Regions from separate parts of the Homo sapiens genome. Here region 1 is linked to region 2. The links are chromatin contacts, found by Hi-C or POLR2A ChIA-PET in ENCODE. All regions are on one chromosome and are shown on one strand. The core of a region is the stretch at or near the end of the contact, and the rest is flanking DNA. Distances in the headings are between cores, read along the strand shown.

The links. A loop is a pair of places that touch in the nucleus more often than their neighbours do. ChIA-PET counts read pairs that join two places held with the same protein, here RNA polymerase II (POLR2A). Pooled maps may share reads with other maps.
Region 1: a loop to region 2 is called in a map of mammary epithelial cell, with 11 times the contacts of the local background. The contact joins two enhancer-like sites. A Hi-C loop is called at or near these places in 1 of 168 maps with a recorded cell type or tissue (mammary epithelial cell) and 1 of 50 pooled maps. POLR2A ChIA-PET finds 5 or more read pairs at or near these places in 3 of 52 experiments (AG04450, GM12878 and K562).

What each region holds. Positions count from the first base shown.
Region 1 is chr10:114,300,884-114,304,097 of GRCh38, forward strand. It overlaps AFAP1L2 (actin filament associated protein 1 like 2), which reads right to left. Exons shown (of 19, transcript NM_001001936.3): 12 at 1,456-1,601; 13 at 471-582. Among named protein-coding and RNA genes, the nearest start is that of VWA2, 63 kb to the left of the region's middle. Within about 2 kb of position 1,276, at least 6 of the 41 ENCODE cell types and tissues checked have a DNase peak (open chromatin) inside an H3K27ac peak, as active enhancers do.
Region 2 is chr10:114,149,776-114,153,110 of GRCh38, forward strand. CCDC186 (coiled-coil domain containing 186) reads right to left here. Exons shown (of 16, transcript NM_018017.4): 4 at 1,317-1,445. Among named protein-coding and RNA genes, the nearest start is that of MIR2110, 23 kb to the right of the region's middle. Within about 2 kb of position 1,841, at least 2 of the 41 ENCODE cell types and tissues checked have a DNase peak (open chromatin) inside an H3K27ac peak, as active enhancers do.

The sequences.
Region 1 (3,214 bases), core at 26-2,525, 150 kb after region 2:
CTTCCCTGAACCTTATTTCCTCATCTGTAAAGAGGAAAAGAGCAGCATCTTCCCATAAGGTGGTTAGGATTCAAGGAGATCATCTGCAGGAGGTCCTCAGCTCAGCACAGGGTTCAGTGCCCAAAACGTGGAAGTTGCCATCGGTGTGATCATCCCACTCAACAACCGATTTGGACCTGGAAGCCTACTGGTACCTCCACTCCCAATCCCACCACCACACCCCTAGCCCTGACGAGAGGGGTTCACCGGTGTTTCATCTAGATAAGTCCCCAAGCCAAGCAAACTGCACAGCCTCACATATAGGAGACAGCCTTGTTGCACTTAGGTGTCTGCACTACTGGCCTGGTAGGTGACTCAGAACCCACTCATCTCATCTCAGGGATACTCTAATGATCTCTGGCATCCAGGTGTTGAGGTTGGTAGGAGGAGGGCCTGGAGAGGCCCAGGCCACTGCCTGGCCGGGTCCTTACCGCAGCTGTGAGCTCTGACAGGTCCACGTCGTCATACAGCTCCTCCTGGCGGTCCTGGCTAGGCAGGCCATCGATGTAAGTGTTGGGCTCTGAGAACTTTCTCTGCATCAGTCTGGAAACAGGGCGAGGTGGCACACATGAAGCAGCCGGGGCAGGGTGGTGAAAGCACCAGACTCCAAGGATTCCCAGTGAGGAGTGGTTGCCGTGAAAGTGGTGGCCACACAAGAGATCTGGGGGCTGACACTCACCTCCATGGATCTGAGGGCACCTCCTCCCTCTTTTCCCAGTGCCTTCTTCCTGAAATTCTTGGTTCGAGATTTTCCTCCCAGAAAGACAAGCTTCCCTTGCCCATACGCCTCGTCCTAGGATCCCTTTGCCATCTTCTCCCCCATTCCTCCCTTCTAGGATCTCCTTCCAGCAACCACAACAAAAAACCCCTTCTCATTTCATCTTCACAATACACTTGGGGTGGCGCAGGCCAGACACTATCCCCGTTTGGTCCATGAGAAAACTGATTCTGTTTCAGTGGCTCAGCCGGCTTCCACGAGACTGGCTCTACCACCCTGACCAGAGAACGCCCTCTCCCTCAGCCCTAGTTTGCTCATCTGGAAACAGAAGCACCACCCCCTGACCTGCTTTTCTCCAGGGTGTGCTGGAGACCCAGTGAGGGATTCACCAGAAGGACAAGTAGGAGGTCAGGAAAGGTGACAGCTCTGCCTGGAGGAGCTGGAGAGTCTAACTGCCTCTGAGGATGCCAAAGCTGCCCCCGGGGCCCGAAGCCTGGCTCGGCTCCTTGCTCTTAGCTCAGCTCCTGGCTCTTGGCCGGGCCTCCCTGAGGGCTACTCCTTGGCTTCACATTTTCCTGCTGCTGGGCAGAGTGGGGTGGGACCCTGTGCTCCCTGCTGCCCCTGACTCTGGCTGACCCAGGGCCTACAGCATGGCCAGGAATAAGAGAGTGTACGGAGGAAGGGTCCAAATTACTCACAAGAGAGAGTTTTTGGCCGCACTCACAATACAGGAGACCCTATCGGCATCCACATAGTCGTAGGTGAACTCTTCTGGGTCTGTCTTGGAGCCTGACTCAGAGAGCAGGAGACCCAGCCAGTGGCCCATTTCCTCGGAAGACTTGGCCTGGAACGAGGCCAAGAGAGACATAAGCAGGGCCAGGCAGTGCTGCCTGGTGCCAGCCCCTCCCCACCAGGCCATGACCGTACCCCTACCCCTGAGCCTGCCCACGAAAGCCTCTGTAACAGCCCGGGGCTGTGCTTCTCCTGTTCACCAGCCTATCCCACCCCCCAGTGGCCCCAGATAATATTTCCTGTCGTCAGTGACATCTTGATGCCACCTCAATAATGCTGTGGACTTTTGTCCCAAGGGCCATATGAGATGTATATACATTGTGTTTCTAGGAGGTGAAAACTTATCACCAGGTGGTCACTATTAAAAACTGTTAGTGACCACCTGTTAATTAATAGTTTTTAAAATGATTAAAAAATTGTATGTCTTTTAAGTTGACACTTGTATTTTATGAACAATGCATGTCATTCCCCCAATCCCATATACAACAAGACTTCCTGGATCCCCAAGAAATAACAACATTCAAATTTATTTTGTTCATGGCTTCAGTAAAGTCGGGACATCTTTTAAATACCTTACACTAGCTCAGCTGCTAAATCATCATCAAAATCCCAGTGAATTTGGTATTTTTTTTTCCAGGGGACAATGCATTCTAATCAAATGCATCCATTGGGTACCTCAATTAAAATGTCCACACTGTTTCTTACCTTTATAATGAGAAAAAACTGCCCATTTAATCAAAGCTATAGGTTTATTTTGATGAGGAAAATCAGCCCCCTTTGGTATAACCCATAGCTCCATCACGTTTGCTGCTACATTCTCTTCATCAAAGAGGCCGTGATGAGCAGAATTTGACATTTAGTTGGTTTCCTTTTCCCAGTTTTTTTTTATTTTAAAGACAGAATCTTGTTCTGTCGCCCAGGCTGGAGTGCAGCGGTGGGATCTTGGCTCACTGTAGCCTCTGCCTCCCGGCTTCAAGCAATTCTCCTGTGTCAGCCTCCCAAGTAGCTGGGACTACAGGCGCCCACCACCACACCCAGCTAATTTTTGTATTTTAGTAGAGACAGGGTTTCACCATGTTGGCCAGGCTGGTTTCAAACTCCTGACCTCGGGTGATCCACCTGCCTCAGCCTCCCAAAGTGCTGGGGTTACAGGCGTGGGCCATCATGCCCGGCCCCCACTTAGTTTCAACTGGATTCTAAATACAGCTTTTCATGGGCCTCCCCTAGTCCAGGCTGCGTCTCTGCCCTGGACAGCTGCGACAGCTTCCTAGCAGGTCCCTTCTTGCCCCCTCCGATCCACTCCCACCCCAGTAGCTGGAGGAAGCATCTCAAAACCCCGATCTGAGCTTGCCGCCCTCCCCTGAAAGCCATCAGGGCTCCGTTGCTCCTAGGATCAAGCCCTGTCCCTCCCGCTCCAGCCTGTCACCCAGACCCCAGTACAAGTCTATAGCACCCTCCCCACTTCTTTCCAGCCATTGTAGCCCAGCGATTGGCTGGGTAATTTGCTGAATAACATCACACTCCCAAACTAGGATGTAAGTGCCACAAGGACGGAGTCCATATTGCTCTTGTCCACCATATTCCTGTGCTGAGAAGATGTCTGTTGATGGGGAACCTCTGAATGGATGAATATAAGCTACAAGCTGGACCCTGGGAAGCAATTGC
Region 2 (3,335 bases), core at 591-3,090:
GGCAGGAAGGCAGGAAGGAAGGAAGGAAGGAAGGAAGGAAGGCAGGAAGGCAGGAAGGCAGGAAGGCAGGCAGGCAGGCAGGAAGGCAGGCAGGCAGGCAGGTTGGCTCACCAGGTGATTCTAATGACTGGCTGGCTATGTTTGGGCCCGCTAAAACCAGTTACTTCTTAAGCTCTTAGGCTCTGTATTTCCCTTCAATTGGTACAAAAGGGTTCAGAACTGATAGCAGGAGAGTTAAACATAACATTTCTAATGCAAGGAGTCAGCATGTTTTAAAGAATCATCCAAATAAAGGCTGAGGATAATCTGTTTCCTAAAGTCCTTCCAGAATGCCATCTACAGTAGCAGCTTCGGGGTAGAAAGGGTGGGATCCATCACATTCAAATAATGAAGGTGTGAGTTAACCCTTTCAGATTCAATTCATTGTGAAGACTAATTGTTAGTCAGATACTGTGCTAGGTTTTGTGGATACAGAAATGAAGATGACAAAGACGTCATCCATAAAGAGTTCAGGCAAGTAATAAAAAAGCACTGCTTAAAATTACCTCTTCTGAGATCATATATACCAACTTAAAAAGATTACCAAGGTATATTAAGTATGGGAAAAAAGGTTACAAAAAAGATGTATAGTATCATTCCAATCAAATGGGGGAAAAAAGTATATGACCATGTACAAATAAACATGTGTGACTTGTACATGTATATGTAGTAAGATACATAATCAAAATACCAATAATTAGCTATGGAACAAGGAATGGGATATAAAAGGATTGTAGGCAGGGGAAGAATATGTACAGATTAAAAAAAAAATTTTTATTCCATACACTTTTTTATTCATCTGTATGTATTTATATATTGCTTTAGAATTTTTAATGACTTACTATTTTTTTTTAGACAGAGTCTTGCTTTGTCACCCAGGCTGGAGTGCAGCAGTGCAATCTCGGCTCACTGCAACCTCCGCCTCCCGGGTTCAAGTGATTCTCCTGCCTCAGCCTCCCAAGTAGCTGGGACTACAGGGATGCGCCACCACGTCTGGCTAAACTTTTCGTATTTTTAGTAGAGATGGGGTTTCACCATGTTAGCCAGGCTGGTCTCAAACTCCTGACCTCAGGCAATCTGCCTGCCTCAGCCTCTGAAAGTGCTGGGATTACAGATGTGAGTCACCACGTCTGGCCTAATGGCTTACTTTTATATAAAAGAATCACCTAGTATTAATACAATAGTGAGGTCCAAAATAGTCTAACAGTGTTAGCTTATTTTAACAAACAAGAGTCACCAGAATATCAAGTTAATAATGACAACGATGTGAGAAATACCTGTTCCATCCGTTGGGCCATCTCTTTGTGTAACTGCTGAACTGCATTTTTAGCTGTAACGTCTTGAGCTATTAGTTGATCTCTGGAAGCTTTAACTTCTTTATTAAGTTCTTCTATTCTTGATTCTAACTGTAAAGAAAATTATTTCCAAATTATTTTTATAGCTATACCAAATACACCACCAATACTGCAAATAAATATAAACAAAGTAAATAAACATAAAGAATACAATGAATATACTTCAGCTATTGAAATAAAAACTTTTAGCAATGTTTCTATATCTCACTGTCATTTAGTAAAAATCTGGAGATTCCATTAAGTTAAGGTATCTGGCAACCCCTAGAACATCCACAAAGGAATAACACAAAGAAATACAGTAGAGTCCCGCCTTATCTGTGGCTTCACTTTCTATGGTTTCAGCAACCTTCAGTCACCCACAGTTCAAAAATATTAAATAAAAACTTCCAGAAATAATTCACAAGTTTTCAATTGCATGCCATTCTGAGTAGTGTGATGAAAACTTGTGTTGTCTCACTATGTCTCACTGAGACTGTGAGTCATCCCTTTGTCCAGCATGTCTGCATTGTACACACTACCTGCCAGTTAGTCGCTTAGTAGCCATCTCAGTTACCAGACTGACTATGGCAGGACGACAGTGCTTGTGTGCAGCAACACTTAGCCCTTAATTAATAAGTGAGTTTACTTATTAGTGGCCCCAGAGTATAAGAATAGTGATGCTGGCAATTCACATGTGCCAAAGAGAGGCTTTAAAGTGCTTATTTTAAGTGAAATGGTGACTTGAAAGAAAAAAATCATATACTGAGGTTGCTAAGATCTACAGTAAGAATGAATCTTCTATCCATGAAACTGTGAAGAAGAAAAAAGAAATTCATGCTAGTTTTGCTGTCACACCTCAAACTTCAAAAGTTATGGCCACACTGCATAAGTACTTTGTTAAGACGGGAAAGGAGCCAGGTAGTGGCTTATGCCTGTAATCCCAGCACTTTGGAAAGCTGAGGAGAGGGAATTGCCTGAGGTCAGGAGTTCAAGACCAGCATGGTCAACACAGCAAGACCCAATCTCTACAAAAAATTTTAAAAATTAGCTGGGCATGGTGGTGCATGCCTATAGTCCCATCTACTCAGGAGGCTGAGGCAGGAAGATTGCTAGAGCCAAGGAGTTTGAGGCTACAGTGAGCTGTGATCCCACCATGGTACGCCAGCCAGAGTGATGAGACCCTGTCTCTGAAAAAAAAAAAAAAGGATGAAAAGGGCATTCACTTGTCAGGGGCAGACATAAACAGAAACATATTCTGATTGATGGCAATCGAGTTCAGTGCTATTGACAATTTCATGCATCTACTTAGGATCTTGGAATAAATTCCCCTCAGATAAGGGGGAACTCTGTACTGTATAGTGAAAATATCATGAAAGAAATTTAAATGTTATATTGGACAACATTCACTTAATGCAAAAGAAGGCAGTGAAGGAGGAATAGGGGAAGAAAAAAGACATGAAACATGGAAAACGAAAGATATGGCAGACATAAATCCCACCATCAATAATATTAAATGAAAGTGGATTTAATAATCCTATCAAAAGGCAGAAACTAACAGACTTAATTAAAGAAACAAGATTCAACTATATGTTGTCTATAGAAGGCATTTTAGGTTCAAAATGCAAGTAAACTGAAAAGAGTGGAAAAAAATATATAATGCAAACAGCAATCATAAGGAAGAGTGGCTATATTTACATAAAAAACAGACTAAAATTAAGAATGTTACCAGAGATAAAGAATAGCTCACAAAAATAAAACAGATCAAGCCATCAGAAAGATCTAACAGATAAATGTATATGCATCTAAGAATGTAGCATCAAAATATATGAGGCAAAAACTAACAGAAATAAAAGGGAAAATAAGTCAACAATAGTTGGAGACTTCACTATCCTACTTTCAATAATAAATAGAATTAGGCAGAAAATTAACACAGAAATAGGAGACTTAAACACTACAAAACAA